Linked DNA regions of Mus musculus: regions 2, 3, 4, 5 and 6 are each linked to region 1. A link is a loop called in an ENCODE intact Hi-C map of the cell type or tissue named here. Cell type or tissue: heart. All regions are shown on one strand.

Region 1 (5,000 bases):
CCCCTTTTCAATGTAAAAACGATTAAAATAAAAAACCCCAGATGGGGTGATTTGCATCTGCAATCCCAGCACTCCTACGGTGGAGACTCGAGAGAAGACTCAAGACGGAGTCTAAACAACTGATACAGTGCTGCAGCTGACACTCAAAGATCTGCCACAAAACAAGACGGAATGAAAAGCTGTCTCCTGACCTCCTCAGGAACACTGAGGCAAGATGAGCCCACTTCACACGCAAAACACACACACAGTCACACACACACTTAAAAGTAGACACAATATGATCATGAAAAGGTAAAAACATAATATAATATGAACACAATTCTCAGCAATAAAAGGAAAAGTGTTGCTACATGTTATAAGAACAAACAGTTTAGACACTGAGGAAAAAAAGAGGCCAAAAAAAAAAAAAAAAAAAACCCAAACCCATATATGGTACTCAGATGGAATGTAAATGCTGAATTTAAGCACATTCTAGAAAATGGAAACTGCTCCAAGACACGGAGGAAGCAGATAGCCTGGGACGACACTACAAAGGAACCTCAGAGTTGTGTGTGCACTGACTGCTGTGATTTAGAGTGCTTCATTTACCCAATGAGAGACACAGGGCAGGAGGAGGGAGGGAAGGAGGTGTGCACAACTCGGCTCCTAACCTTGGGAAGCAGCCAGGTGTGGCAGCGCACACCTTTAATTCCAAGCATGTCTGAGGACAAGGCCAATAATGGTTACATAGCAAGACCCTGTCTCAAAACAAACTGACACACAAGCAAACGTTAAACTTGCCTTTTCTTTATGAACTGTATTTCAAGGTGAAAATGAACCACCAACGAAAGCTCTAGTGTGCTTTTTGTTGCTGTAATAAAAACACTGGCCAGGCATGGTGGCGCACGCCTTTAATCCCAGCACTCGGGAGGCAGAGGCAGGTGGATTTCTGAGTTCGAGGCCAGCCTGGTCTACAAAGTGAGTTCCAGGACAGCCAGGGCTATAGAGAAACCCTGTCTCAAAAAAACAAAAAACAAAAAACAATAATAATAATAATAATAATAACAAAATAAAAATAAATAAAAACACTGACCACAAGCAACTTAGACAGGAAAGGACTTAATTCAGCTGATGTGTTTACAATCCATCACTCAGAAAAGCGAAAATGGGAACTCGGAGGCAGAGACCACAGAAATGCTGCTCACGGGTTTCTATAGCTCCATCACCCAGTGCAGGCTCACCTGCCCAGGAAGGTACACACCATAGCGCACTGGGCTGCCCTCCCACATAAATCAGCAATTAAGAAAATGCTCCAAAGACTTGTCCAAGGGTCAGTGTGGTGAAGGAAATTCCTCAACTTGAGAACTGAAGGTAACTGACAATAAGGGAAATTCTGTGTCTTCTTTGTGTGGCGCCTACACTTGAGCATACAGTGGAGGCCAGAGGACTTCCAGCATCCTACATTACTCCCTTGAGACAGCGTTTCTCACTTATACAACCAAGAGGCTAAGTTAGCAACCAGCCAGGCCCAACAATTTTTGTCTCTGTGCCCCACTGTGCTGGGGTTACAGTGCTCACACTTTTTATGTGGGTACTAGAGATTTGAAACTAGGTCCTCATTCTCAAACAGAAAGCTGTCTTTTACACTGGCCATGTCCTCAGCCCTAGAGCAATGATTTTTTAAATTAATTAATTTATGACTGGATTCCAGGTAAGAAGCAGAAAGACATAGCTTTTTTTTTTTTTTAAACCAGTACTTTGCAACTACTCATGTAATAACGGACCGAATCAATCATCAAGTGTAAAACGCTAACGGAAGAGAAAACTAGTTTGACCGAGTGTCATAGGGGCACTCTGGGAATTCCAACCCTAAGGACCTGAAATAAGAGGATCTCGAGTTCGAGGGCTGCCCAACTTACATAGCGATATCCTGAATCTGACTTTATTATTATTATTATTATTATTATTATTATTATTATTATTATTAATTTATTTTGGGAAAACTACAACTTGGAGATTAAATCTCTTCCTTCGGTAGCGATTTGCCTTCGCGGTTTAAGAACCCCCTACATGTCTTCCCCCTTGGCTCATCTAGTGCCTCGCTGCTTAAAGACTATGTGAGAGGTTTTGTGGGTGACAAGCCCCGCCTCGCAAGCAAAGCCGTACCTGGCCTGCTAAGCTGGGGTTACAGCCAAAGCATGGCCTAAGGAAGCCACGCTGCGGCCGGACAGGCACGAACACCGAGACCGCCCTCCCTCCCGCAAAATCAACCTTTCCTCTCTCCCCAACGGTTTTTTTTTTTTTTCCCCTCAATCTCCTTAGCCTCTTGACTCCATTCAAACACTTTCTGTGCTCCTCGTCTGAGTCGTGTTTCCTTTACCGGCATCAAAAACAAGAAGAACGAGAAGAAAAAGAGCTCAGAGGTTTTCCTTACCCGGCCTTGTCTGCAGACCCTGGTGGCCCCTTCCATTTCTCTTTCTCTTTGTCTTTCTTGGCTCCTGCTGCAGAGGTCGAATCATCCTCGAAAACGCTGAAAAGCTCATCCCCGAAAGCATCCGCCATCTTTCGGAACTCTGAGACCGAATCTCCCTCCTACCCAAGAGGCCCCGCGACCGTACCCTACAGTGACGCCGAATGGGGGGACTCGACGGTGGCCCGGAGGAGTCAAAAGTGAGCGAGCCTTGAGCCCCGCGTGACTTTTCTCCTTTCTAGTCTGGGTCCTGCCCCTTTTCTCTTCCAACCACTGCGAGTCCGGCAGTTCAATGACTAAAAACTTAGCGACCAGTGGCGCACGACAGCAGCCATGCCGCTCGCTCCCGGGAGCCGAGAGGCGGAGTCTGAGGACACGGGCCAATTGAGCCGGAGCCCCAGCCGCGGAGCCCGGATGGAGGAGGCTGGGTGGAGGCGTGGGAGCCGGCAAACGTGAAGAGCTCTCGGGCTTCTGCTGTGCCGCAGCGGGGATCTGGATCTGGAAGACTACTCTCCTGCAGCTGAAACATGGGCGGCAAAAATAAGAAACACAAGGCGCCGGGAGCTGCGGCGATGCGGGCCGCCGTGTCTGCTTCCAGAGCCAGAAGTGCAGAGGCCGGAGCTGTTGGGGAAGCCCAGAGCAAGAAGCCGGTGGCCAGGCCGGCGCCCGCCGTCCCCACCGGCGCCCGGGAGCCCCGAGTGAAGCAAGGTAAGCCCTGACCCAGTGCCCAGCCTTCTGCCCTCAGACCCTGCTTCTTGTCCAGCAAAGACTCACAACGTGAGCTGATGAGATCCAAACTTAGACATCTTCCACACCTGAGCAGTGGGTGGGGTGGCCTTGTAGATCGGTCTAAGGGCCTTTGGCCATTAAAGTTACAAAAGTAACTCTGTTACAGCGTGGCTTCGCCTTTCTAACTCACTCTTTTTTTTTTTTCTTTCTCCTTCTAAGAACGGAGTCATGGCATCTGCTGTTGTTCAGCAGGAATCCACTCTGAGCTGTCAGAACAGCCGCTCCGCTAGTTAAGAGAGTTGTTAAGGGAAGTGCTTCTGGCTTGATGCAGCTCCATGTTCTGTCAGATCTTAATGTCTTCTTCAGCATCTATCTACATAAATATCCTTGTATGTTCCAGAAAAGTCAGTGTTTCCTAAGAATAACCACACTTTACACATTGGACACTGGATTGACTTACAGTAAAATTCTATGCTTGTCAAATCCTTGCATTTTTTTGCTTACCCTGCAGATTGATTTGATAACTTGAAGGTGATTAGTTACGGCCACTCTTTCAGCTAGTTTCAAAAACATCAAAATTATATGTTGTTTTGTTCTGTTTGATCTGTTTGCTTGCAGTAATTTTTTTCTATAACAAAAAACTTGCAAGCATATGTGCTTATTGATACATAAATACCAAGCATCTGACTGGTGATAATAAGACCGAAAAAAATGGAAACCTTCGCTCCAGAGCAGCTTAGGAATCTAATTTACTAATCACACAGACAGTCGTGCTTTATAGTTGTTAAGCTTCAGAGAGAGAGAGAGCATGCCCATGAGTGTTTAGCAGGGTGTTTTGTTTCGGTTTTTTTCCCCCCAATGGTGAGGAGTCATGAAAAGTGATAGTTGAGCTGAAATTAGAAGCTGTCTAGAAGTTAATCCTGTAAAGCATGGTAGGAATAACATTCCCAAGATCTTGAGTTAAGAAAGAGCTTGGAGGGGGCTGGAGAGATGGCTCAGTGGTTAAGAGCGCTGACTGCTCTTCCAGAGGTCCTGAGTTCAATTCCCAGCAACCACATGGTGGCTCACAACCATCTGTAATGAGACCTGATGCCATCTTCTGTGGTGTATCTGAAGACAGCTACAGTGACAGCTACAGCGTACTCATATTAAAAAAAAAAAAAAAAAAAAGCTTGGAGCATTGTGTGTGTGTGTGTGTGTGTGTGTGTGTGTGTGTATGTGTGGTGGGGGATTTATGAGAAAATAAGCTAGTGGCATGGCGCACTTACTCCTAGAAAGTAATCCTCTATAAATGCAAATTATTAGACTTGTAGTTTCAGATATGACACATTTCTCCCTGAGAATTCTACAGCTGTCTCGCTGCAGACTAAGATCTTTTTCTTTTACTACTGACTTCTCACTGAAGTCTTTCAAGTTCCTGACAGTCATTTGTTGTAGTGTTTGTCTTCACTTTCCCTTTCCTTTCCCTTTCCTAAGATGTTAACTTTGAGATCTTAAATTCTTTGGTAAAGTTAAGGGGAAAGAATTAAATTAAAGTCAGAGATTTACTATTTAGCAACCTTTTAAGAAAAATTAAGATGGTACAATGAATACTAATCATTAAATTTCCCATTTGTTGTCTATTATATACAGGTCCAAAAATTTATAGTTTTAATTCTGCAAATGATTCCGGTGGCTCTGCAAATCTGGACAAATCTATTTTGAAAGTGAGTAAGCAAAGTTTTTGCTGCGTTTCAGGAAATATTCTCATTCAAGCAAAACACAGAAGCTGTCAGCGGTTAAGAGCAGTTGCTGCTCTCACAGAGGACCCCGGGTGTCTTTT
Region 2 (5,000 bases), 60 kb after region 1:
GATATACACAGAGAATAAAGTACTTGCCACATACCCTTTATGTAATTATTAGCTATAACTTTCCAGCTTCTGTCCTCCTCTTCTCTGCAAGGGCCATTCTTCGTTAGACAGGCCCTTATACACATCTGCAGATGTCCCAGGACTGCTGCCAGATCCTCCTACAGCCTGTTTTTACTTAGAATACTCTTGTCCAGCCCTCCTCTTCTGCCTCCCTCCCTCCCCCCTACCTTGGTTTTTACCATCAATTTTTCATTACTCTTTCCAGAACAGTGAGGCTGATCCTGCTGTGAAGTTGCAGGGCTCAGTTGAATTTGAATATCAGATAAAAGAATAGTCTGTTGGGGGTTGGAAGATGGCTCAGAGGTTAAGAGCACTGATTGCTCTTCCAGATGTGCTGAGTTCAAGTCCCAGCAACCACGTGGTGGCTCACAACCATCTGTCATGGGATCTGATGCCCTCTTCTGGTGTGTCTGAAGACAGCTACAGTGCACTCATATATATAAAATAAATAAATCTTTTTTTTTTTAATTTTATTTATTTATTATATGTAAGTACACTGTAGCTGTCTTCAGACACCAGAAGTGGGCACCAGATCTCGTTATGGATGGTTATGAGCCACCATGTGGTTGCTGGGATTTGAACTCAGGACCTTCGGAAGAGCAGTCAGTGCTCTTAACCGTTGAGCCATCTCTCAGCCCCAATAAATCTTTTTTTAAAAAATCTTTAAAAGATAGCTTGCTGTTCCATATAGTACAGTGTTTCAGGTAATTATCAGATAAACATTTTTCTCTTGTAGATATGTCTCATACAATTTCTGTGACATCCTTATGAGAAATGCATTTGTTGTTTATCTGACATTTGAATTTAAATTGATATCTTGGTCCCCTCCCCCATCACATTTCAGTCCTTTTTTGTTTGTTTGGTTTTGGTTTTTTTTTTTTTTTTTTTTTTGGCCTTTTCTGAGACAGGGTTTCTCTGTGTAGCCCTGGCTGTCCTGGAACTCACTCTGTAGACCAGGCTGGCCTTGAACTCAGAAATCCACCTGCCTCTGTCTCTGTCTCCCGAGTGCTGGGATTAAAGGCGTGCACCATCACGCCCGGCTCACATTTCAGTCCTTTAAGAATGGCACATGGCTCTTTGTTTATCCCACCTGAACACCAGCTCCTTGCAGGTTCCACACAGCAGGCGACACAGCAAGCACTCTGCCAAAGCTGAATAATAGGTCCTTCAAGCTGAGACTCAGGCAGTGTCTGTTGGGATTGACTCTAAGTACAGGCCTTGGGGGAAAAAAGTCTGTTCAGCATGGAGAGCCTTACCACACACAGATGGCCTGATCAGTCTTCAGTTTCCCCCAGCAGAACAACATTCTTGACCCCCCTGGATCAGGTTCAAGAGGACTCTACTATTTTGCATTTAAAAAGGACTTTCTCTTCAAGAGGGTCTCCCAACAACTGGAGTGGGAGCCGTCCCTGACTGTTGTCTGCTTGTGGCTGCCTTGTCTGGCCACAGCGGGAGAGCTTGTGCCCAGGCCTGCAGGGGCTTGGTGTGTCAGGATGGGTTAGTACTCAGAGGGAGAGGGCGGCCCCTTCTCAATGCAGGGAAGGAGGGGGAAGGGGCGATGTGAGGCGGTAACTGAGAGGAGGAGGAGCTGCGATAGGGATGTAAAGTGAATAAATAAAATAAATTAACGGGGGGGGGGGGAGTTTCAAGATTTCTCATCGATGTTACTTGACTCGCAAGGCAAGTAATATCCTTTTACAGACGACGAAATGGAGACCGAATAATGTCTTGCTGAACAAGATCATTAAATAGGTACACTCTGGATCCTACTGATGAGGTGCTTTGTGCTCTTTCCCGCTGGACCAAGAGGCAGAATCAGAGAGTTCCTAGATCCTTCCTCCTCACCCAGAAAACTCTTCTAGGAAGAGGTCTGCTATGTGGCCCCCTTGCTGTGGATTCGGTTGATCTCCCCGTAATGTTACCCATCAACAGCCTGAGAGGAGACAGAAAGCCAGGCACTTGCATGTAGAAAACTCCTCTCAGGTGATTCTCAGCAACCCCGCGTCACACAAGTGCTGCAATTTAAAGCGCCTTCAGAATCACAGAGAATAGAAACGGAGGCGAGAAGCTGAAATCCAGCCCTTTCCCCTCACCTGCTTCTCTGGCAAGTTTCTAGGGGGAGGATTTGCACGTGGACTCCAACAATTTCCAGCTGTCTTTGGAATCAGTGAGGACGGCCGCGTGTGCAGAACTCACAGCGCCTTAACGTCTCTTTTAGATCAGGACCGGAGTTTGGAGTACACGGGTTGAGAATGGAGAAGGTGTCACATTCTACCTTTCTCTCTTGTCCCCGCGCCTCCCCCTCCCCCAACTCTGCATTCCTTTGATTTCCCTCCATCCTACCCTGGGCACAAAGAATAACCTAGAAAGGTAGAGGGTTAAAAGCTAATGACCCAAAGCAGAACACACTGTGAGCAATTCCACAGAAATGCCACCTGTGACATTAAGGCCCTAAACGGCTGCAGCCTTGGCGTGTTTGGCTCGGGATGAAAAGTGCGGGGCAAAGTATCCAGAGGGCAGCGGGCTTGTGCGACGGTCATTTGAAGTAACTTCCTACGTTTTTGGATCACAAATACCTGTCTGACAGGACGGGCTCCCACATACTTAACAGACGTTAGCGACGCGCCAAAGTTCTCCTTCCCTGGGCCAGCGGAATGAAATAAAATAGTCGCAAATCAAGTCCTTTTATGGGTCACTGAAGAAAACCTAGCCTGATCTTGGTCCGGAGCTCAGAGGCGGACCCACCTGGATGAGGGTTGGCATAAAAGATGATCACACCAGGCCAGACAATCTAACCAAGGACCAGGTTCCCCGGAGCAGCCTTTCCCTTTTTCCGGGGGCGGCTGAACCGCTCAGACGGCCCATGGCTCCCCTAGGTGGCCAGTGATCTTTACGCTCTTCCACCGAGCTCAAGCAGCTGGCGCCAGGACCCGGGCTGCGGTTGCCACGGTGACGACAGACGCGCGGAGCCTGCAGCTGAAGGCGGGTGAGAGGCGGGAGTTGCAACGCCTCCTCCCCCTGCAACCAGCGCGGGGGCCACGCGTTGCTCGCACGCGAGGGGTGTGGCTCTGCCTCCGGGAAAGCGCGGCCCGTGGGCGGCTCGGGGCTCAGCCAGTGAGAGGCCGGGGGAGTGGTGGAGGGAAGGCACAGTCCGGGTACTTAGAGCTGCGCCGCCAGCGGGACCGGATCTTCCTCGCAGCTCTCGCGCCGACGCTCCGGGCGTCGTAGACGCTAGGAGCGCTACCCGATTGTAACATGGTTACCCCTTGCCCTGCCAGCCCGGGCAGCCCCGCCGCGGGAGCCGGGAGGCGAGACAGCCACCAGAACCTCCGCGCCCCAGTGAAGAAGAGCAGACGCCCGTGCCTCCGGAGAAAGAAGCCGCTGCGGCCGCTGAACGCGTGTTCGCTCCCGGGAGACTCGGGCGTCTGTGACCTTTTCGAGTCCCCCAGCTCCAGCTCGGACGGCGCCGACAGCCCCGCAGTGTCTGCGGCGCGGGACTGCAGCTCCCTACTCAACCCTGCCCAGCCCTTGACAGCGCTGGATCTCCAGACCTTCCGAGAATACGGCCAGAGCTGCTACGACTTCCGAAAGGCGCAGGAGAATCTTTTCCACCCGCGGGAGTCGCTGGCGCGCCAGCCACAAGTGAGGCGCTGGCAAGAGCCAGACCCGGGGCCGTCGCGCTTCTGTCTCTCCCAGGCTAGCTCGCTCTCTCCATGGCTGCTGGCTGCCCTTCGCACAGCCCTAGTCATTGCAGCCCATTATCTGCCATCAGTAGGAGCAATTGGGACCTTCAAGGATTGGCCCACTGACCTATTTAGATGGAGAAAGGTTGTGGGTGGAGAGGTGGATATCGGAAGTTATAGGGGGTGGGTAGAGGAGTTTTATTATAACGCAGTTCGACAGCTTCTACGTCAGATCCAGAACTCCTAAATTTGCTTGCACTTCTGTTTAAAAAAAAAACAAAAACTTTACCCCCCACCCCCCACCCCTTATAGTCCCTTTGACTTGCTGAGAGGGTTAGACTGGGTAGTGTGCCCTAATGCACTGTGCACAATACCAGGCGCGAGCCCAAACGTTCCCAGGCGTTCCGGAACGCCTGGTTTAAGGCAGGCCCGTACCTCCCCCCCTCCCCCCCACGTGCCTCCTATTTTTCAGTCATTTAGCGTTTTCCCCTTTGCCTCTCTGCCTCTCTGGATTGTTTTGTTCGGGCGCGCGCTTCAGCACACTCCCCCTCTCGCTCCCGGCCAGGTGACTGCCGAATCGCGCTGTAAACTGCTCAGCTGGCTCCTGCAAGTCCACCGCCAGTTCGGCCTCTCTTTCGAGTCGCTGTGTCTGACCGTGAATACTCTGGACCGTTTTCTCCTCACGACCCCTGTTGCTGCAGACTGCTTCCAGCTGCTCGGGGTCACCTGTCTGCTCATCGCTTGCAAGCAGGTACCACCAGGCGAAAGAGTGCGATGTGTTTGCAGCCAGCGCCCCCCTTCCCCAACTCGTGCATGGCTTAGGGCTGGGTTGCTTGGCTTATCTGGGCAGATGCTCGAAGATCTTTCCATGTCATAGCCTTAACTTCTCTTACCACTCACAGCAACAATCCTTTCAGACTACAAAGAGGTTAGGCTGTAGCTGGCCGCCCAACCAAAGCTTTGTGGTACTTGTCTCTGGAAAAGATGCTTTTAAAGTCAATCTCTCTCTCTCTCTCTCTCTCTCTCTCTCTCACACACACACACACACACACACATTTTAAAGTTGGGTTGTAGATAGAGAAGGTGCACTAGCAGCTGTGGGTGGGGGGAGAGGTTTCAGGAGCGGAATTGTGGAAGTGGAAGGAATATAGAGTTCGAGTCCCAGTTTTCTCCCGGGTTTTAGGCTGGATGGATTTGGGTCCCAGGTACCCACCAGTCCGGAACTGGAGCACACTCTGTGTTGCAGGTAGAGGTGCA
Region 3 (5,000 bases), 270 kb before region 1:
TTCTGAGGCAAGGTCTCTCACTGATCAGCTGGCTAGCCTGGCCAGCCAGTGAGCCCTGGGGCTTCACCTGTGTCTGTATCTCCAGCATTGGTATCACCAGCACATGCCATCATGAGTCTGGGCTTTTTCTTATGATGTGGTTTTGGGGGATTAAATCCAAGTCTCTGTGCTTTGTGGGGAAGCACTTTTCCAACTGAGCTATCTCCACAGCTTCAGGAAATATATTAACTGACTAGATACTAAACAATGTTAAGCGAATATTCATGTTTTAGGTATGCTGATATGGAGGTTATGACTTCTTAAAAACAGTCTCTGTATTTTAGATATACCAAGATGTGGTTATAGAGGACATGAGACTTGGTTCTTTATTATTTGTTTTTTTTTTTTTATGAGTAATGGAAACATAGAGGTTCCCCATACTTTCTACATCTGTATATAGCTAAACTTTCCACAAAAACAGATGAAAAAACTAGGCCCGGTGATTCAGGTTCTACTACTACTGCTACTACTACTGCTGCTGCTGCTGCTGCTACTACTAGCATTTAGGTGGCAAAAGGGTCATAAGTTCAAGGCCATCCTGGGTCACAGGGCAAGTTCTGGGTCAATGTGGGATACAGAGACTGTAATTAAAAATATAAAAATAAATAAAAATAAAAACCAAACAGTCATGAAAAACTGTACTCTCCTCCCTGGCTTTTCCTGGCTGTTCTCGTCTACTGCTCCGAGCAAATCATTCTGAATCTTCCCTTTAGAGGCCTCCTTCTCTGCTTGACCATTACATGTTCCTGGGTATTGTGTGTAGGGCATTTTCTTTATTGCTGATTGATGTAGGTGGGCCCAGCCCATTGTGGGTGGTACCATCCCTGGGCTGGTGGTACTGGGTTATGTAAGAAAACAGGCTACACAAGTCATGGGGAGCAGCCCAGTCAGCAGTACATGATGGCCTCTACACCAGCTCCTGCCTCCAGGTTCCTGCCCTGTTTGAGTTCCTGTTCTGACTTCCTTTGCTGATGAAAACTGATATAGCCAAATAAACCCTTTCCTCTCCGACTTGCTTTTTTTTTTTTCAGCAATGGAAACTCAAGCTAAGTGTGTCTTAGAATTTGTTCTCAATTGTTGATCTATCTGTATCTTGAGAAATTTTTAAATCTTATTCTATAGTACATGAATGTATTATTAAGGATTTCTTAGTGGGAAACCTGGCACAGTACTAGTCTGTTTATTTCTTGCTTGAACTGAGACCTTGTGCCTGTAGCTATGACTATGTGTTCAAATATTTGGACAAGCACTGCCCTGTGAGCCAAGAAACCATGAAACCAAGGTTTTGCCCATAAAACCAAGGTAAAACCTTGTAGGAAACCTTCAAGAACACTAGGCAGTTACAATTTCTTGAGAAGGTCTCTTCTCCCTCTGGTGCCAGTGACCTTCGTCAAGAATGTAGACTGCCATCTTTAAGGTCACCACTACCTGAAAGTGGGAGTTGGCCAGAGCTGCCTTATCAAATTCAGCAATTTTGTTACTGTGGTTTTAAGTATCTCTCCAGCAGTTGTAAGGTGCTTATTTATTTTGCTCTTTCCAATCTTGACTAAAACTGTTTTCTCAGACTGGAATTCAGGAAAAAAAGAAAAAAGAAAGGAAAAAGAAAATTTTCCTATTACAGAGACTTACAAAAATCATGTATCATTCATTTTCAAATGCAGATGCAGATGTACAGCCAGATGCAGTTGTAAGCCTTTTGGAACAAGAACACTGTCAACAAAATAACTTGTATCTCCCTAAAAGGCACCATTCACTACTACTTGCAATTTTAAGCCCTCAGTATCAGAGCGGATATTTAGAAGAGTTTGAGAGCAGAGTTTGGAAGACCTTGGTTTGAATTCCAGATATTTTGCCACTTGAAAGTCTGTCTAGCCTTGCCATGTCACAACTTTTCTAAGACTGTTTCATTATCGGTAAAAATAGGTAAAACATGAAGTTTCCAAAGACTTTACAAAATGATAAATGTAAAATTCTTGGAATTCATTACTATTTGATAAGTTTAGGTCTTGGGGTCTTGATCACATTACAGCACATTGCTTTTGAATGTTAGCTTTCTTTATAGAGCCCTGGTTTTAAGACATGCCATATCAGTCTTAGGGATCTTACCATGAGATGACTTCATTACCAACATACATTGACTTTAGGTGGGGTGGGGAGGGGAGGGACAGGGGGAGGGCCAGGGGGAGAGAGAGACCCAGACCTGGCACTGGTGACACTCGCCTTTAATATCAGCACTCAGGAGGCAGAGGCAGAAGCAGGCAGATCTTTTGAGTTTGAAGCTAGCCTGGTCTACAGAGTGAGTTCCAGGACAGACAGGGACACACAGAGAAACTGTCTCGAATAACAAAACAAAAAACAAACCAAAACAAACACAAAACAAACAAGAAGACCACAGGAGAAAAATCAATGCTCATTAACAACTCCCCCATTCCACCCCAATCCAGCTTCCCTCGGGATCCAAGGGCGTGACCTAAGAACATAACACGAGCCAGGAAAGCCTGAGAAAAACGTCACCAGGGACGTCAGGCACATCATCTTGTTCTCACGTGGCCTGTGATGCTGTAAAGCACCTAAAGAGATCTCTTCTTTTTCTCTCTTCCTAGGTAGTTCGGGAGGAGAAGACAACCCAGCCGGTCAGATGTTCGAGCACCTGCTCAGCGACCCCGCCTCCGGAGCTGGAGGGCGGGGTTCTTTGATAGGCTGGCCGGCTGCTGCAGAGCCCTCTGGGAGTTGTAGTTTCAGATGGCGGCGCTTTCACAGAAGCGGTGGACTGTGTTTTCCTAGGACTCCATCCCCCGCCATCCCCCGCGGCCTAAGCCGTTGCCTCTTCCTGTTTAGAGGACTATTCTCTCTAAGCCGCTGCCAACTGAGAGGTCTGTGAAAGGGTCTTCGCCTCCTGCTCTGGTTTTCCGACGTAGAGGGATTGGCCTGCTGAGGTAGACACGTTCTCGCTCCTGGCAAACTCACCCTGGGACAGTCCAAGAGGGAGCCCAGGCGAGGAAGGAAGGGCTGAGTTTGCAGCCATCGGGCTGTCAGCACGGAGGGGTCTTTGGGATGCCGGGAGAGCCAAGCCCCGGGCTAGGGACACTGCTCCAGAGTGGCGCAGGTCCCTCGAATGGGTCAAGTACGGGGAGTCCGCGGGAGCTGAGAAAGTCTGGGTCTGCTGGGAAAAGGCAGGAAGGGTTACAGCAGATGAACACCCGAAGCCGGGGTGAGAGGACTGTTGGGATTATTGCAGGGATAGAGAAAGATCTAGAGAGGAGAATTGGGAGCGGAAGCCCCTGCTGTGCCTACCACACTGGTGTTTGACTCTGACTCACTTGTGCTGGGACAGGTGCTGGAAGATGCAACCCAGGGCTGGGCAATGAAGTCGCTCTACCACCAAGCTACTTCCCCAGCCCATGAGTGACTGACTGCTCTAATTGTGGGTGGCAATGCTGTGTTGGCTGTCTTGAAATACTGGAGTTGTGAGGCAGCTAGTCAAACGTTTTCTCCTCGGTTTACAAATCAGGATGTCTTAAAAATTGAAGACATCTGCTTATCCATCAGTCAGTTATTAGCCAACTTGCCCAAAACCTAATTGTAAGGATCCCCTGGCAGTGCCTCATTTATTGTTGAGGTCACTCTCTGTTTTCCTATTCCATGCCTTCAAATATAACAAAGAAGTGGCATGTGGAGTACCAGACAAAAGTTTTTGTTTGTTCGCTATTTATTTGGGGTTTTGTTATTTGTTTTCAACAGAACTTTTCAGTAGATCAAAAGAAACTTGTAAATTAAAGAGAAACCTGTATGCCTTGTAAACAACTACAATCAGATAGACATGGGGCAAGCCTGTAAGCCCAGGACTTAGGTGAGCCAGGGGAACGGATGGTCTCCAGTTTAAATAGTGAGACTTAAAATCTGAAACCCAGGGCTAGAAAAATGGCTGGTCTCTAAAGTGCTGACCTTGCAAGCATGAAGACCCAGCGTGTATATGGGTCATTGCACCTTTGTAAAAAAAAAAAAAAAAAAAAACAGGTGTTATGGTGCACATAGTGATGTCCAACACTAGTGATATAGGAAAAAGGAAAAAAATTATAAGAGGTTAAAAATTTTTAGCAGGCCTGTGTTTTTATAATACATTTAAACTTTAGTGCTTTGCTAGTAGTTTTTGGTTTGTTTATTTGTTTGTTTGTTTTAATCTAAAACTCAACTTCAGAAAATCTAGTGTTGCTCATCTAGGAAAAGGAGAAGTTCTTTGTTGTCATAGTATTGCTTTGGTGCTTTCTAGACTACGTTGTGTCCATCACTGCCAGATTTTAACATTCTTTGAAGCATTAGTTAAGCAGAGTAGAAAAATGCGCCTCCCCCTCCTCCGCCCTGTAACATCAGAATTGTAGAATTATGGCTATTAGCTATTAACACACCGGTAAAGTCTTCATAAAGAAGGAATATATGTGTGTTAGTAGACCCTAGTGGACTTATAGAGAAAAGAGATACACGTGTAATAACTGCATCTACCAGGCTGCTGTTTTTGAATGACACAATTCCCTTTTTTTTAATACTACAGAGGTAGATAAACTCTTACCAAAATATCGCCTGCTGATGTCTGTTTTCCTTTTAAAAAGTGTTATTAGAATACAACCATGTATACTCATTTCCATACTATCTGTCATACTAAAAGGCAGAGCTGAATAATTCCAGATGCCCAGTGGCTTAAACAATTTCTTTCTGCCCCATTATAGAAAAAGTCTCTCTATGCCTAATAAACAATATAACGTATCTTAAATTTTATCATATATGTAAATGTATTAGATAATAACTAATATCAGCCTTTGAGAAAGAACATAAACTCCTTGGATGTTTATGTCCATAGAAATATTTATCTTACCACAACCTAGTGTGTTCTGCAAATTGATGCTAGCATCTTAGCATAGGTACTATAGATTCAGTTATGGATAATTATAGGGAGGGTGTTAGAA
Region 4 (5,000 bases), 250 kb before region 1:
ACATGTACAGTACTGGACTTGGAATTTTTGCTGTGTTTTCACTGGAAGAACTCTTGACCGTATGTGTTACTTCTCATTTGTCTCTTATGGAACTATACAAGTTGATCATAGAAACAAAGTGCATTGGTTAAGACATTATTAACACCTCACACTTAAAAACCCTGGCTCTTCTGGATCAGCTTTTGATTTAGTCATCAGACCAGTTGTGTGTCCCTCCTACGTGGACAATTGTCCTTTGGCCGGAAAGAGAGTGGGTGGCTTTGATGACACAGCCTTCCTTGGTTTCTTCAGCAGCACTGAGGCCGCGCGCAGGTTCCCGTCCTTGCACTGTCCCGGTCTCACCAGATGGCGTCATGAGAGGCCTTCTCACTTCCGGTTCCCATGCCTTCCTTCAGTGGTTTGACAGAGATGGCCTGGCAGTCGGATGTCAGCACACCACCAGAAGTAGCGAGCACACTGCCACCTGGCCAACAGTAATTCAGACATCCGGTGTTAGAGATTGTGAGGTGTCCTCGTTTAGAAATGTTTAAGTGCATATATTAGAAAAGTATCTTATCAGTAAGCTATGACAGAAGTCATTGTCTACTGCCGGCAGGAAGAATACAATTGTGATGTAGGGGGGATTAAATCCAGGGGAGAGGCTCTGTCAGTGAAGTATTTGTCACACAAACTTGAGCCCCCATATAAAATCCAGGAGCTATGGTGTGTACCTGTAACCACCACACTAGGGAGGCAGGGACAGATGGCTTCTGGAGAGCATTGGCTAGCGAGGCCAGCCAAATTGATGAGCTCCAGGCTGGTAAGAGACTGTCTCAATAAATAGCAAATAAATAAACAAACCATCTCAAATATGCCACTAAATGAGAGAGAGAGAGAGAGAGAGAGGTAGTTCAATTAGATACCTGATGATGACGTCTGGCCTTTTTATACTTGTGCTCACATATTCTTATGTACACCAGAAAAAAGAATTTAACCCACAAATTTTGTGTGATCCTCCACTCAGATCCCAGCGGCAACTCTGAGGTTTCTGGGTAGCAGAATCTCACTGCCTTACAGCGTCAACCGGTGCCTGCGTGGGGTCATATACGTTGCTAAGATTGAGTGACTAAAATATGTTTTCTTCCAGGGCTGAAAAACTACATTATAGTGTGTTCATACAATGAAATATTTTTCATCTAATAAAAAGGAGGTGGGCTTATGACATACCAAAATGAAACAACTCTTCGAGTTATTTTGTTAAAAGAAAAAAGTGAGTTGCAGAGCAGTATGTATAGTCTGCCACCATTCATGTAAAGTTGCTCGCTGTATTGTAGACAATACAGTATGTGCAGATGGAGTCGGGAAGGCTTGGGTGGCTGAGAGGAGCTGCACAGCTGAGGTAAGGGAGCCTGGTGCATAGAGTTAGTAGGTCCTCAGTACCCAGTCAGTGACTACCCTCGTTGCTATCAGCAGAATGTTAGTCTAGATAAGAGCTGCAGCTATTTCCAGCCCAGGAGATAAGAAAGATTGCAGTGAGCTGATCCTGGCGGTATTGTTATCATTTCTTCCGATAGTTGATGTTTCAGTTTTTCTTGTAGCTAAAACTGGTAGTGTGAAATTTATCCCTGAAGAAAGTGTCGTTAACAGTGGCTATCAGAAGAAACAGAGAAATCGATAATTGTGATTCTCACTGGTATATTTCAGTATTAGTGAATGTAGTCCACTTACAAATGCTGACTGAATGCTTAGAGTTTTTCTTGAAGCTTCTAAGTTCTGTGATAAATAATTGGCCACTGTGACAATGAGTCATAGGTCATTAAAGTGCATTCCATTATGACAAGTCGGCAGTTCAGTTCCTTGAAATTTTAATCTAACAGGGTATATTAAATGGAAATACATTTTCTATAATGAAACTTCAAAAAGGAAGGAGTCCGCTATTTTCAATCCTGGCGTAACTGGTAAGAAAGGAGAGCAACCACTTGTAAGAACTTAGCAGTCCTTGTTGCTTCTGCTTGTGGGATAATCTCTGCTGGAGAAAGCAGAGACTATTAGATGAGAAAAAGTATGTGAGTACTTTAAGACATTGTTCCTGCTGAGGGATAGAGTCTCCAACTTTCCATGTAAATAAAATGTAGACAACTAGTATCAAGCTTCAGTTCTTTGAGTCACCATGCTCTGGTGCCCCCTTGTGTATATACATCTCTCTCTCTCTCTGTATGTATGTATGTATGTGTATATACACACACACACACACACACACACACATATATATATATATATATATATATATATATATATATATATATATATACATATATATATATATACACATATACATATATACATGCATATACATACATATACATACATACATACACACACACACACACACACACATATATATATTATAATTGGATGTTTCTTAGCAGTCTGCTCCCCTTCCAGCTCTGAGTTCATTTAGCTTTATCTCATGTTTGTAAAGTGAGGACTTTAGAGTGCTTATACTTGTCTATTGTATATTGCTATATACACCAGCCAGTCAGCGTTCACGATTGTGGTGTCAAGGGTCATCCTGCACTTGGGAAACTTTGGCTATAGGATGATGGGAGACAACATTTGATGTCTGAGTATTTCTTGGCCTACGGTTAGCTTGTGTTATTTTTCTACCTCCCACTAGGTGGCATTCGCGTCTTACATGTAAGACTTTTAGCTGGCACAGACTAAGGGGTTGCAGGCCAAGCATTTTGACAAGTGGAGTCTAAAGCAGGCGGAGGAAGGGCTGTGCCGTTGTAAGCTGCATGCCATCGGCATGTGGATCATTTAGGTGCATTATAAAAAAGTAAGGCCCCTGTTTCTTCAGCACGCCTCCCTCTGATGCTATTTTGTCACCTGTTTGGAGAGAGAATGAACAATAAAAAAGTAAATGGAAGAGCAGAAAGGTCTAGAAGTCTGCTGTGTTCTATTCGATACATTCTACTGGGAATGAGCAGGCTTTTCTCAGGCTTTTGGAGGCTACTAATGAGCTGGTACTCAGGGTAGCCTCATATTTTCCTACTGCTCTGTGACTATGCCCTGGGAAAGTTGACCACCCCAGCCAGCCAACAAAGTTATGAAATGGTTGATTTTTAATTTCTTTCCAGTTCTGGGTATTGAACCCATGGCCTTGTGTATTGCTACGCAAACCCTCTACTGTGGCTTGGCTCGGTTTTTAGCTTTCCCCTTCTCTGTGTGTCTTTGTTTCCCCTTTCCTTCTGCTGCTCCTTATAGGCCCAGGGTGACACCGTAAGGCAGGAGCTCACTCAGGCCCCAACCCCCTAAGCATGCTCTGTACACAGACTTTTCTCCTACAGCTTACTTACCAGCACTCGGCTGCTCTGCTCTTGTAGGACTCTGTTGCCCACTTGGTATCAAAATGGAGAATAATCTGATCTATCAGAGATATCATCTATTAAACTCACAGGGCTGTTTTCATTTCAACACCAAAACATCTCAAAATACCAAATCCTAACATTCAAGCTTTTGCTATTGAGGATGTTGTAGTGCTCTAACAAGCCACCATTAATTGGATATCTCAAATGCACAGCTTCCTCACACCCTTGGAGTGTGTAAGATACATTATGGCACCTTGCTGTTTAGGGTACCTACAGTCTGTGCATTTGTGAATCAGCCTCTCTATTTCTCCTCCCACAAATGCTGTCACTGTAGATCAGCCTGAGTTGACAGTGGGTATTTGCGGCCCTAGGAGAGAGGAAGACTCAAGCCGTTTCCCAAGGCAAAGTAAAATGTTTAATAGATGCTGGCGTATGGCAGCAACTGGAAGTGGTTACCCGGTGCTTGATGATTTTATAGTTTGGGATTATATAGGCAACAAAAATGAGAAGAATTCAGGCAGTGGGAGACAATGTTCTTAGCATGCACAAGGCCCTAAATTTGATCTTAAAACTTCCTAAAAAGAGGAAGGGGAGGGGGAGAAAAAGAGAAATTGATTTTCCCAGGAGGGCTAGTGTGCTAAGCTACCATGAATTACACGATGAAGAGCTTGCCACCAAGCAGTCATAACTAGATGGACAGGACCTCAATTGTTGCTGGTATCACTGCGCTGGGGCAAGCATACAAATTGTATTACTCCCTCCATCAAACCCATCTCTCCCCTCTCTCCTCTGCTCCTTTCCCTCCCCCTCCTTTTCCCTCCTTGGCCCAATTTTCTCCATACTTTCCCACCTTCTCCTCTTTCTTTTGTCCCTCAAAGAACTATATTTTTGCCAAATGCTTAAGGAAAGAAAATTCTTGGTCTTAGTGTTAGAGGCACCTTAAATTTGCATGTGACTTTGTTACTTCACTAGATGAAGTTTTTTTTCTAGTCTCATTGGAATCCTCTTATTCTCTCAAATGCTTGGTTTCTGTGCCTTTTCCCTTCTCTCCCTCTGCCCTAGACATCTTTTTAAACGTTTCCCCTTCGGTCGGTATCTGCTCAGCTCACCTGAGTTTAGCCCTTTAGCCCTGTCAGCTCCGGGGTGTTTGCGTGTCTGTTTTGTTTTCTTCCCACTCCTGGGAAGTTCGTTGTACTTTATTGTACTTTCTCCCTCTCTCACTGACATTAGTGAGAGAAGCCCGAAGACCAAGGGAGCTTTTGGAGGTAATTGATACTCCGCAGGGTCAAGTCAAAGTTATTTTGTTGAGCAGAAAAAGTATGAAGAGTTAATGAAGAGTTAAGGCAAAAAAAACAAAAACAGAAACAAAACCCTTATCTGTCTGGTCAGTGTTAGGTCAAGGGTGTAGTCAGAAGGAATTTGTGGGTGCAGTATAATATCACCACCACCAGAGCTTGGAGCCAGTAGTGGTAACAAGAGAGTCAAGATGGCTTTCAACAGGCTAAAGGCCGGATGCTAATAATGTACGTGAAATGGGTCTGGGGTCTTAGGAAGACAGCTTAAGTCTGTGAAGACCTCGCCTTACAAGCATGAGGTCCTGATTTTGATCCCCAGAAACCCCATGAGGAGGTTGGTGCAGTGACACATGCT
Region 5 (5,000 bases), 110 kb after region 1:
GATTCTAAAAGTTGTCTTTAAAATTACTTCCTTGTTCTGACAAAATGGGTAAATGCACACACACACACACACACACACAAACAGATAAAAATAATCTCATGTTTTTAATACATTGCTTGTTTTGGTTGACATTCTCCAACTGGCCATTAAACAATATACCTGACTCATGCAAAGATGGTTCACTTTGAGTCTTAATGCTTGCAGAAGGGATTTCCTGGGGCTTGGAATGAGTAAGCATTTGATCACACTGCAAGAAAAGTAGCATTCTTGTGGGGTAAGAAAGATATTCTAATACAAGCATTCTGACAAATCTCATGTGGGGTTACCAGCACACATTTTCAACCGTTGTCATTGGAACACTGGGAGCTGGGTTGCTACGAAGCCGGTATTTCTTGAATTTTCAGACGTACTAGAGTGGGCTTAAGTTATTGAGCAGTTTGAATCTCCTAGCCCCAGCATGCACAAAACAACTTATTAGAGTTAAAATGCAATCTGCTGTCACTTTGGGATGGGGACCTGGGAGCAGAGAACCTGGCTGCTGGACCTCCTAGGTTGCTCAGACAGTTTAGTCTCCTGCCATATGGCCCAGCTTGCCTTGGCAGCTCAGATGGGCAGGCAAGGCTGAGCAGCCCATCTGGCTCCCTGTCTGTCAGTCGTCTCCAGGTCCCTCCAGACCCTCGAGCAATTTCATGATCGATCCAGTCCTAGGCCTGGTCAGCTGTCTCACTGGCTTTCCTTGGCTCTTTCCCTCTCTCACAAACTTCCTGCTTATGAAGTAGCTCCCAAGATCCAGCAAGAGAACTTGGCCAGTTCCCCAATTCCCCAAGTGGACAGTGCGGATAATTTATTAATTGGAAATGTCAACGCATTTCTCGGCAGCCTAGACACCCCCCCCCCCTTTTTTGAGTTTGAGTTTGAAGACAGAGGAGTTAACATGCTCATTGAGAGACATGTTTACGTTCAGGAATTTTCACAAGCGATTATCACTAAGCAGTAAACAGAAGGGTGAGAATTACTGCACGCGTCCAAATTTGATAATCAGGGTGGGGTTGAAGAAAAGGAGAGGGGAACGGAAAAAAAGGATTAGAGTCAGTTAGGACGAAACGTTTTTGCTTTTGAAAACAACAGTGAACTCCAAAAACCCCGCTTCTCTACCCGCCGACTCCGCACCTCCTGCGGGCTCGGGCAGGAGGCTCAGGCCCGCCACTGCTCGCGGCAAAGCTTGGCGCTGCGGCGCGCGCCGCTCGGGAGGCCCAGTGCGGGGGCGCGGGTAGGAGGGCGGGACCCGAGCGAGCACCCCGACACCCCAGACTTGACGTCATCGAGGCGCTGGCCTGTGGCGGGACCGACGGAAGGAGGTTCCCGCTTTGATTGCCGCCCCGCGGGCTTTTTAAAGGTTACCCTGGGGAATACGCTCCAGGAGCTGTGGGAGGAGCGAGGGTCTCGGGGGTAGGAGGGCAGGTTTGATGGGTTTAGGGGGACGAGGCTAGCGGTTTGGGAAGTCGTGGTCCTGCTTAGCCCCTGAGGGGGAGAGGCAAGGCGTCCAGGAACAGCGCACTCACTCGGAGATGGAGTGGAAACTGCAACGCACCGCCCGGAGGAAGATCCGGACGGAAGAAGAGATGTTGTGGGTGCGTACCATCCTTTTCTTTCTTGACCCAACCCTCCCATGGGGCTTCTTGCAGAAGGTACGGTTTGTAATACCCAGTAAGGACCAAAAGATGCCATGAAATTCTACAGCCTAGTTTAAATTTTGAACGGTGTGAAATTTAAGTTCTGGAGATACCTGGTTGCTTTAGAAAGAATGAGTGAATCAGCAAACCCAGGATTCAAAACAATTCCCCACTCTCCGTGACGATTTTCCTAGAGTTTTCTCCCTTCTTATGTTAATCTATTTCCAAAGGAGAACATCATGCGGGTGCTCGCCAACGGCATGAAGCAGCAGCGAAATCAAGGTTCCCCCAAGGTGAGTTTTCTGGGCTTGCCCTTCTGTCTTCATTCTGATCTCGAGCAAATTAATTCTTGCTATAGAAGGCATTTGCAGGAATTATGGGAGAATTAATACAAATTAAAAACCTTTACAGAATCTGAAGACTTAAGAAATGGATTCTCACAACTGATGTAGCTACTTATACCTGCTTAGCGGGCGCTTCCCAGTGTCCGGCTCCACAGAGGATGAAGTGTGGGTGTGTCAGGCAGGCAGTGCATTGCTAGCTGGCTGTTAGAACTTTATCCCAACAGTTGCTAGCTGCACTACCCTCTGCTGCACTCAGAAGCATGCAAAGACGTGGAAATAGTGCCATCTGGTGGATAAGGAGGTGTCTTCAAGACAGCTACTAAAAGCTGGATCCAATATAGTATTTCTGCCCCTTAAAGCTCTAACCCAAAGCTTGCAGTTCTTTTTAAAAGAGTGTTCTTTTGAAACTCATTTTTATTACCTTGTGTTTATTTACCTGCACTTATATCTGTGCATCACGTGTGTGCGTGGTGTCCGCGGAGCTCAGAAGAGGGCTTCTGATCGCCTGGAACTGGAGTTTCAGGCTTTTGGGGGCCGCCCTGTTGGTGTTGAGAATCTAATCTGTGTTCTCTGGAGGAGCAGCCAGTGCTCTTTTCAGCCGCTGAGCCATCTCTCCAGCTCCTGTACTTTCTTTAATGGATGAAAAAGTTAAATCCTCATCTGACTCACATCTCTAGCACCACTTACTTCTCTTTACACCAAATAGCCCACATGCTTTTAAATTTAGATTATTAGCTAAAATCTCACCATTTGAATATTTTTCTAGATAACATACATTTTTCTATATTCAATCAGTGACGCTTGAAATCAAATATATAGCTGGCCTTTTAAAATGCAGTGACTAATGTCACCTATAGAGAAATAACATTTAAAAGCCTTTACATTGTGTCTTTAGTTATGTTTCCTGCCCAAATTATTTTATCTTCTAGATACTTTACTGCCTAATTCAATTGAACTTTTGTTAATTCATTTTTACTTTGCTAACATCTTTAACTTAACATTAAATTTGGAAAACCCAAGTATAAGAATACAGAGTTCTTAGTCAAGCACTTAATGCCAGCACTTGGGAGGCAGAGGCAGGTGGATCTCCCGGCTCCAGGCCAGCCTGGTCTACACAGCAGTTCCACATCAGCCAGGGCTACAAAAAAAAAAAAAAAAAAAAAAAAAAACACAAAAACAACCTGTCTAGAAAAAAATTAGCCAATCAACCCCCCACCCCCAAGGGGGAAAAACAAACAAAACATCAAAAACCACATTTAAAGTTCTTAAAAGTTTTTTTTTTTAAAACATGGGTATAGCTTGGTAATATAAATTTTGTTTCTTATAGTTTAGGAGACATTAAACAAGGTTTCTCTATAAATCCTCTTCAGTTACTAAGATTAGAGTTCTGGGGTTGGCAAGAAGGTTCAGTAAAGGCACTTACTGCCATGCTATCCCAGGAATTCACATGGTGGAAGGAGAAAACTGGCTCCCTCAGAGTTCCCTTGCTCTCCGTATCCACGCCACCACACTCCAGCAGCTCTGCAGCAGTGTCTTTCTGTTAGAAACTTAGCCTCAGCCACTCCACAGACTGTGAAAATCCGAACTTGCCAGACTCGGGTAGGCAGTGTTGTTAGCTGGCTGCGTTGGGTCAGGCCAGCAGCCACAGCTACCCTGCCACTTCCTTCTGGCTGGGTTCTTCTTGTTAATGAGGTGCGCTGTCTTGCCTGTGTGTGATGGCTTGGCAGTGTATTGTTAGCTGGTTGAGTATGTGAGCGGCACCAGCTAACATGCGACTGCTCTCCTATTGCACACACAATCACCACCAGCATGCATTTACAGCTCATGTATGTGCTTTGCCATGAAGAGGGGTACTATTATGATAACAGCTATTAGTGGCTTGGGGTGACACAAGGACATATTTATAGCAGTGAAAGTACTAACCATTGTTACTTTAAAAACTCAAGTAATATTTTCTGAGTCCTAGCTTGACATTATCAAAGCATTTATAAAGTTATGTGTTTGTTGTTTTAACACAAGATTTAGAATAAAATGGAAAGCCTTGTGTATTTGCCCAAGTTTCCAACTAAATCAGTTTCATGATAGAGTAGAGCAGGTCTCTCCAACTTTATGTATACACCAAGTGGAGGGAGAATTTGTGTTAACTTTCAAAATGACCCACACGTTAAAACATCTTCACTAGAAGTATCTAGACAATTTGGGATATCTTGGGGATGTGGTAGGGATGGGCTTATTTATTTGGGGAGACAACTCAGTTCTTCCATTTTGTATAAAATATTGCAAATATTTTTTACAATAATTGGAAGGACATGAGATCTAGTTTATAAAGAAAGAAGAAGAGCTGGCCATAAATATTATTTAAAATACTTCCTCATTCTTTGGAAGGCCGTTTGATTCACGGAACAGAGTCAGAGGTCATATGGTGACCTCAGGTGGACATCTGCAGGAAATCACCAGAACTCACTGTGGTGTACTGGTGACTACTAGAGACATAGAAGAGAAAAGAAAAAGACTGCACTCTTTAAGTTATTGGGCCAAAATCTCCTGATGAAATAAATTTGCATTAACTATTTAAATGTAAATATATTTCTTAGACATAGGTTAAACAGATGCTATTATCTGATTCCTGTGTATTTTACTATTTTCAAATCTCATCCTTGGTGTTGCTGCTGTTGACCAGTATTATTTTATGATGGTCTTTGTGTTTAAGACAGCTAAGTAAATAGTATTTTCATTTTTTTTTTAGAATTTTTATTTATTCCCTGAGAATTTCACACATGTATACAATGAATTTTGATTCTATTCAACCCAAACTTCCCACTCCCTCTGGACCCTTTCCCAATACCTCCCTTCTACCTCTATGGCTTCTTTTAAAAAATAACACCCTGAGTCCAATTAAAGCTGTCCACATTCCCACGAGCGGGGGGCCATCTATCTGATCCACTACAGCTCCTGCCCGTGAAGAAAAATGACCTCCGTTTCC
Region 6 (5,000 bases), 130 kb before region 1:
TTGAATGAAACACTTTAGAAGTAGATATTTCTTCTAATTTCGAGTGGTTGCTATCTATAATAGCTTCAGTTGACTTATTCCATCATCCAATATGTCTCTGGAGTCTAGACTTTAGGATTACAGACAGTTATGCTTGGATGAAAGGTTCTTGGTACCAGTTCTTTATAGGTGATGCATGCACGGTATATTGTGTTTTATGTCACCTAACACAACCAATGTCTTGTCTGAAATTCAGTGAGGCTAGGTTTGACCACCTGAGTTCATGTGATGACAGCCTGGTCTCTTTTATAAAAGTAACCTTTCTCTCTTGTCAATGATAAACTATGGATGGGCAAATGGTAGAACATGGCCCTCTAAATTCCTATCACCCTGTTTCCTAACAGGGTTAACATCTGCTCATTCATAGTCTGCTCATTTATCAGTTCCCACCTGTCCTGGCTAGGTTTTTGTTCTTGTTTTGTTTTGTTTTTTTGTTTGTATTTTTTTTCCGAGACAGGGTTTAGCCCTGGCTGTCCTGGAACTCACTTTGTAGACCAGGCTGGCCTCGAACTCAGAAATCCTCCTGCCTCTGCCTCTCCAGTTCTGGGATTAAAGGCATGCGCCACCACGCCAGGCCAGAGTTCATTTGTTGTTGTTGTTGTTTTCAATTTGACACAAGCTACAGTAATCTGGGAGGAGGGAATCTAGATTAAGGAACTGCCTTCATCAGACTGACCTATAGAGTCTGTAGGGCATTTTCCTGATTCATGATTGATTTGGGAGGGTCCTACTCACTGTGGGTGGTGCTGGTCCTGGGTGGTATTAGAAAGCTGGGGAGCAGGCCATGGGGAGCAGGCCAGTAAACAGTTTCTCCACTGTCTCAGCCTTGATTCCTACCTCGAGATTCCTGCCTTTAATTCCTGCCCTGACTTCCCCTCATGAGAGATTACAACTATAAACTTAAATAAACCCCTTCGCCCCCCAAGTTGCTTCTGTTCATGGTCTTTATACAGCAACAGAAACCAAACTAGGATGGTAGCTATCTGAAAGGAGATTTCCCATCAGCGGAACTAAAAAACTTCCATGTATGGGCAGTTGTCCCGGAATTCCTGATTCTCTCGCTTCCGGTCTTCAGTGTTAGAACTACAGGTGGATACCACCGTGTCCAACATCTTCATCTCAAAGCTGTTTAGGGAAGCCATCTTGCCTAGACTATACCTGGCACATAGTATGTGCTTGATAAAAGTTTAAAAAAAATAGTCATCTAAATGTATTATGACCTGTAGCCTCCCCCAGCCTCGAAGCAGGCTGATCCAGACTTTGACCTTGCTGCCACTACGGAGATTACCTAGGGTGGAGCCTTTCGACCTAGATGGCTCTATTGTTCTGTCAATTGCCACTGGTCTCCTCCAAGACACTGCTACCTGCTGAGAGGGCCCTGAGATATTCAGGAGGAACATCCTATCCTGCATGTCGCCTACAGGCTGGCTCCAGACACCAAGAATGGACTGGGCGGGGGATGGGCCTTCCCCTTATAAGCACACTCTCTTAGTAAACTGGCGAGACTTGAACAGGGAATCGTTTTGGCTTCATTATTTCTCTCGCCGTCTAAGTCTTTTTCAGCCCCAGCCTGCCTTCCAGGTGTACCCGGTTCAAGTAGGCCGCGGGGCTGGCATACAACAATGACCATGCTACCTAGGACTCTTGTAACTCTGGAGGTAAGGAAAACAACGAAATAATAATAATAATAATAATAATAATAATAATAATAATAATAAATAATAATGCCACATCTTTTTGCGTGTAAATTGTTGAGAGCTTTTAGAAACAATTAAAATAAGTTGAAATTTAAAAATCCATATATCTTTAAAATAAGAATATACTTTTACAAATACACATTTTTATGGCTTATAGTTGCACTTGGAAACACATCTGACTCCCCTTGGGAAGTAGCATCTTTCCACTCACTGGTCTTTTGGGATGCTTGGCAGGAAATACCTGAGAAAACAGAAGGCACATTCTGTGATTTGTATTTTACATCTTCCTATAAGAAGAAAAACCCCAGGGGTGCTGGCTCATGCCTGTAACGCCTTGGGAGGTAGATGCAGGAGTTAAGACCATTTTCGGCTACACAGCCGAATGTGAGGCCTGCCTGGGCTAAAGGAGTCTCTGTCAAAAAAAAAAAAAAAAAAAAAGTCTTGAGCAAGGAGGAAACCATGTATTGTTAAGATTGGTAGTGGTGGTTTAACTCTTTATAAAGCAATTGTCACATTATCTTCTCTGAGTCTCACCACTTCCTCTTAATTAGAATAGACAGCGGGGATCATTGAGATCCTCTTTTTACACATTTGGAAACTGAGATTACTAAATGTGTTCTGGAGGCCTCCTGGGAATGGGTACGGGGACTGCCACTATTGAATCATTGATATTTCTTAAGACATAGTTAACTCTATTGTTTGTGTGAGCATGGCTGAAGCTGCGCTACTGATCAAAAATAAGGCCCCTCCGTGCTAAAGCCAGAGCTCTACCATTGAACAAGTCTCCAAACTCCTCCCAAGTGAAGTCCCAACGAAGTCTATTGCAGTAGGAGACATGACTTGCAGTTAGCGGAAACTGAGCTGGAGATTCGAAGTCAGTGAACAGAACATGACTAAGAAGACATTAATGGCAGGGGTATTCTTGCTAAGGGTAGACTGCGGATTTACGTACACCAAAGGCGGGAGGGTTCAGATATTAAGTATTAGAATATCAAGAATGACCAGAGGGCAAGAAGGATTCTTGCTAGAATGAAGCTCAGCTACGACCAACAGGAAGGCCAAGGTGCAGGCCCCTCACAGAAAGGGGCTTAGAGGTAACTCATTTAAACAGTTTGGAGGGAGAGCCCATGGGAGGAGAAGGATGGCGGGCAGCAGGAGCTATGGAATGGTGTATCGGGGTCTGGCTCTCCTTTAAAGGAAGCATCGCCTAGCACTAAAGGGCTGAATGGACTAAAGAGAGGACTCCCAATCCCTGCAATTGGCCCCGCCCCGTTAACCAGCTTCCAGATTCGGGGCGGGCTCCGCAAGTCGGCGGGGCGGGGCCGATGGCGCTGATTGGCTGTCTGCGCTGGCCTGGGTTTCGTCCCCGCGCGCTGCAGCCGGCGAGACCGCGCACTGGCCGGAGCGGCGCGCCTGGGGCGGGAGGAGCGGTGTTCCTCCAGTCCTCATCCTTAGAGCTCGCCCGGCCTGTTGGAGAGGGCACAGGGCAGCGGAGGGCGATTGGCCGCGACGAGCCAGCACTGAGAGAGCAGGCGCCTGAGGCGACAGATCGGCGGCCACTGGCCCAGTACCGGGTCCGTGAAGGGAAAAGTCCGGGACACGATTGCCCTCGGTGGCAGGGCGGCCCAATCCAAACTGCCCTGGTCCCTGCTCCCGTCAGTCTAAGAGGCTCGCAGTCGCTTGGGGCGGCCGCCATCCCGAGGGCGGGGCTCTGGGAATTGGGTATCTGGACCGCCGCGGTCTGTTCCTCCCGCCACTCGCACCAGGTGGTGACACCATCCAGCCGGTGACCATGTTCGACAAGACGCGGCTGCCGTACGTGGCCCTCGATGTGATTTGCGTGTTGCTGGGTACGTAGGCGCCGCGGCCCGGGGGTCTTCCAGGCGGAGCCGCGCACCGGTGTGGGGTGGGTGTGCCCGGCGTGCGCGCGCGCGCGTGCGCCGGTGGCTGCGGAGAGAGTTGTGGGGAGCCGTTTGCGCAGCTCGGGGGGCCGGGGCTGGGTGGGGGTGGGGGTGATCCCCGCTTCTGCATCCAACACTCTGGCTCCAGCGTGGGCTCTCCCTGCCTGTCTGCCGGTGCGCTGAGTCTAGCCCTGCTTGGCCTCTGTTCTCGCCTGTGCTGTTACCCTCTGTTTCCCGGCCCACTCTAACAGGCAGGGTGGGCTCCTCCCTCTGCACCGTGCAGAGAATCCTGGTCTCTGGCTCATCAGGTTCTGCAGCGAAGCTGGAGGTTCGGTACACTCGGACTTTTCCCTCCCTGGGAACAGGCAGGCAGGCAGGCAGGCAGGCTTCAGTGCCCAGCTTATCATAACTTGGTGAGAAGCACTTGAAAGTTTTCTTCGTCTATAAAAGGTTTAGAACGTTCCTAATTAGAAGGCGTCGTCAGGTTGTAAATTGTCAGGTTGCAGGAGCGATGGAGATGGCCAGGTTTCTGCCTGATGAGGTCTGAAGAAGCTTGCTTTTCCCCATCCCATCCCGTAGAAGTCCTGCTATTGGCTTATAGCGCAGCCCTTGCCTTGGTGTGCCTGTCTCCTGTGACAGCCTGGCACGGAGCGCCTTTAGCTTCTTTAATTTCTTTAGCTACAGCAAAGTTAAGGTTATTTCCCTGGTGGAAGACTTCAATTCTGGGGTCTTTCGTCTCCAGATGTTTTTTTTTGTTTTGTTTTGTTTCTCCTTCAGGAGAAACAAAAACAAAACTTCCCAAACCTCCAAAACTAGAGTCATCTTGTCAAGGGATAGGCATGGAAGGGGTAGCTTTCACTTTTTTTCTTTTTCTTTTTTCTTCTTTTTTTTCCTGTATCGTGTCTGTCACTTGTAGACCATTGGGTCAGGCAATTTACCTAGTTGTAAGCTGTTGGAAGTTTGGGTGGTGGGACTCTGGTTTAAGTAACTGACATAGTCCTGGCGAGTTTTCAAGGCGACTGAACTAGTGGCTTTTGCATCCTAGATACAAATCAGCATAATGGTTCCTCAGAGATAGGAAATTTCCCCAGGCTTTAACTTAATCTCGCTGTTCTAGACTATTCCTCTCTCTTGCTTCCAGCCTGACCATTTAGGTGCCTATAATCTTATAAAATTGTTAAAATTTTAGTACCTGTTTTTTTTAAATGCATTTTCTCTCTCTCTCTCTCTCTCTCTCTCTCTCTCTCTCTCTCTCTCTCTCCTTCCTTCCTTCCTTCCTTCCTTCCTTTCTTTCTTTCTTTCTTTCTTTCTTTCTTTCTTTCTTTCTTTCTTTCTTTCTTTCTTTCTTTCTTTTTTGAGACAG

The links. Hi-C counts contacts between places; a loop is a spot of excess contacts. Peaks named below come from ENCODE experiments on the same cell type or tissue, not always from the same donor. Only the 100,000 strongest peaks of a DNase experiment are listed, where the experiment ranks them.
Region 2: it touches region 1 in a loop (2.3-fold over the local background); 9 of 42 quality-filtered maps call a loop at or near these places.
Region 3: it touches region 1 in a loop (4-fold over the local background); 12 of 42 quality-filtered maps call a loop at or near these places.
Region 4: it touches region 1 in a loop (3-fold over the local background); 12 of 42 quality-filtered maps call a loop at or near these places.
Region 5: a loop joins it to region 1, with 7 times the contacts of the local background. A loop is called at or near these places in 19 of 42 quality-filtered maps.
Region 6: it touches region 1 in a loop (5-fold over the local background); 3 of 42 quality-filtered maps call a loop at or near these places.

Annotation. Positions count from the first base shown.
Region 1 is chr13:112,924,817-112,929,816 of GRCm38, forward strand. Mtrex (Mtr4 exosome RNA helicase) reads right to left here and starts at 2,564. Exons shown (of 27, transcript NM_028151.2): 1 at 2,414-2,564. The coding sequence starts at 2,541. It overlaps Dhx29 (DEAH (Asp-Glu-Ala-His) box polypeptide 29), which reads left to right and starts at 2,864. Exons shown (of 27, transcript NM_172594.3): 1 at 2,864-3,157; 2 at 4,811-4,884. The coding sequence starts at 2,977. In heart, no CTCF peak of the experiment used is centred here; a DNase peak (open chromatin) is centred at 2,715; H3K4me3 peaks cover 2,950 bases; H3K27ac peaks cover 1,468 bases.
Region 2 is chr13:112,984,583-112,989,582 of GRCm38, forward strand. It overlaps Ccno (cyclin O), which reads left to right and starts at 3,220. Exons shown (of 3, transcript NM_001081062.1): 1 at 3,220-3,702; 2 at 4,309-4,494; 3 at 4,990-5,000. The coding sequence starts at 3,316. In heart, no CTCF peak of the experiment used is centred here; a DNase peak (open chromatin) is centred at 3,119; H3K4me3 peaks cover 3,536 bases; H3K27ac peaks cover 752 bases; H3K27me3 peaks cover 4,139 bases.
Region 3 is chr13:112,657,898-112,662,897 of GRCm38, forward strand. Slc38a9 (solute carrier family 38, member 9) reads left to right here and starts at 2,869. Exons shown (of 15, transcript NM_178746.4): 1 at 2,869-2,975. In heart, no CTCF peak of the experiment used is centred here; a DNase peak (open chromatin) is centred at 2,854; H3K4me3 peaks cover 1,643 bases; H3K27ac peaks cover 1,382 bases.
Region 4 is chr13:112,671,566-112,676,565 of GRCm38, forward strand. All of the region lies in intron 2 of Slc38a9 (solute carrier family 38, member 9), which reads left to right. It overlaps Gm52034 (a long non-coding RNA gene), which reads right to left and starts at 1,802. Exons shown (of 2, transcript XR_003950560.1): 1 at 1,708-1,802; 2 at 1-463. In heart, CTCF peaks have their summits at 348 (motif pointing right) and 2,640 (motif pointing right); a DNase peak (open chromatin) is centred at 2,716.
Region 5 is chr13:113,033,811-113,038,810 of GRCm38, forward strand. It overlaps Cdc20b (cell division cycle 20B), which reads left to right and starts at 1,569. Exons shown (of 12, transcript NM_001281487.1): 1 at 1,569-1,631; 2 at 1,904-1,966. The coding sequence starts at 1,569. Mir449c (microRNA 449c) reads left to right here and starts at 2,173; the gene lies at 2,173-2,281. Mir449b (microRNA 449b) reads left to right here and starts at 3,609; the gene lies at 3,609-3,688. Mir449a (microRNA 449a) reads left to right here and starts at 3,724; the gene lies at 3,724-3,814. In heart, a CTCF peak has its summit at 2,304 (motif pointing left); DNase peaks (open chromatin) are centred at 1,301 and 2,241; H3K4me3 peaks cover 1,591 bases; H3K27ac peaks cover 334 bases; H3K27me3 peaks cover 2,509 bases.
Region 6 is chr13:112,797,681-112,802,680 of GRCm38, forward strand. Plpp1 (phospholipid phosphatase 1) reads left to right here and starts at 3,097. Exons shown (of 6, transcript NM_008903.2): 1 at 3,097-3,586. The coding sequence starts at 3,529. It overlaps Gm41067 (a long non-coding RNA gene), which reads left to right. Exons shown (of 3, transcript XR_873969.2): 3 at 1,593-1,691. In heart, no CTCF peak of the experiment used is centred here; DNase peaks (open chromatin) are centred at 3,081 and 3,831; H3K4me3 peaks cover 2,237 bases; H3K27ac peaks cover 2,054 bases.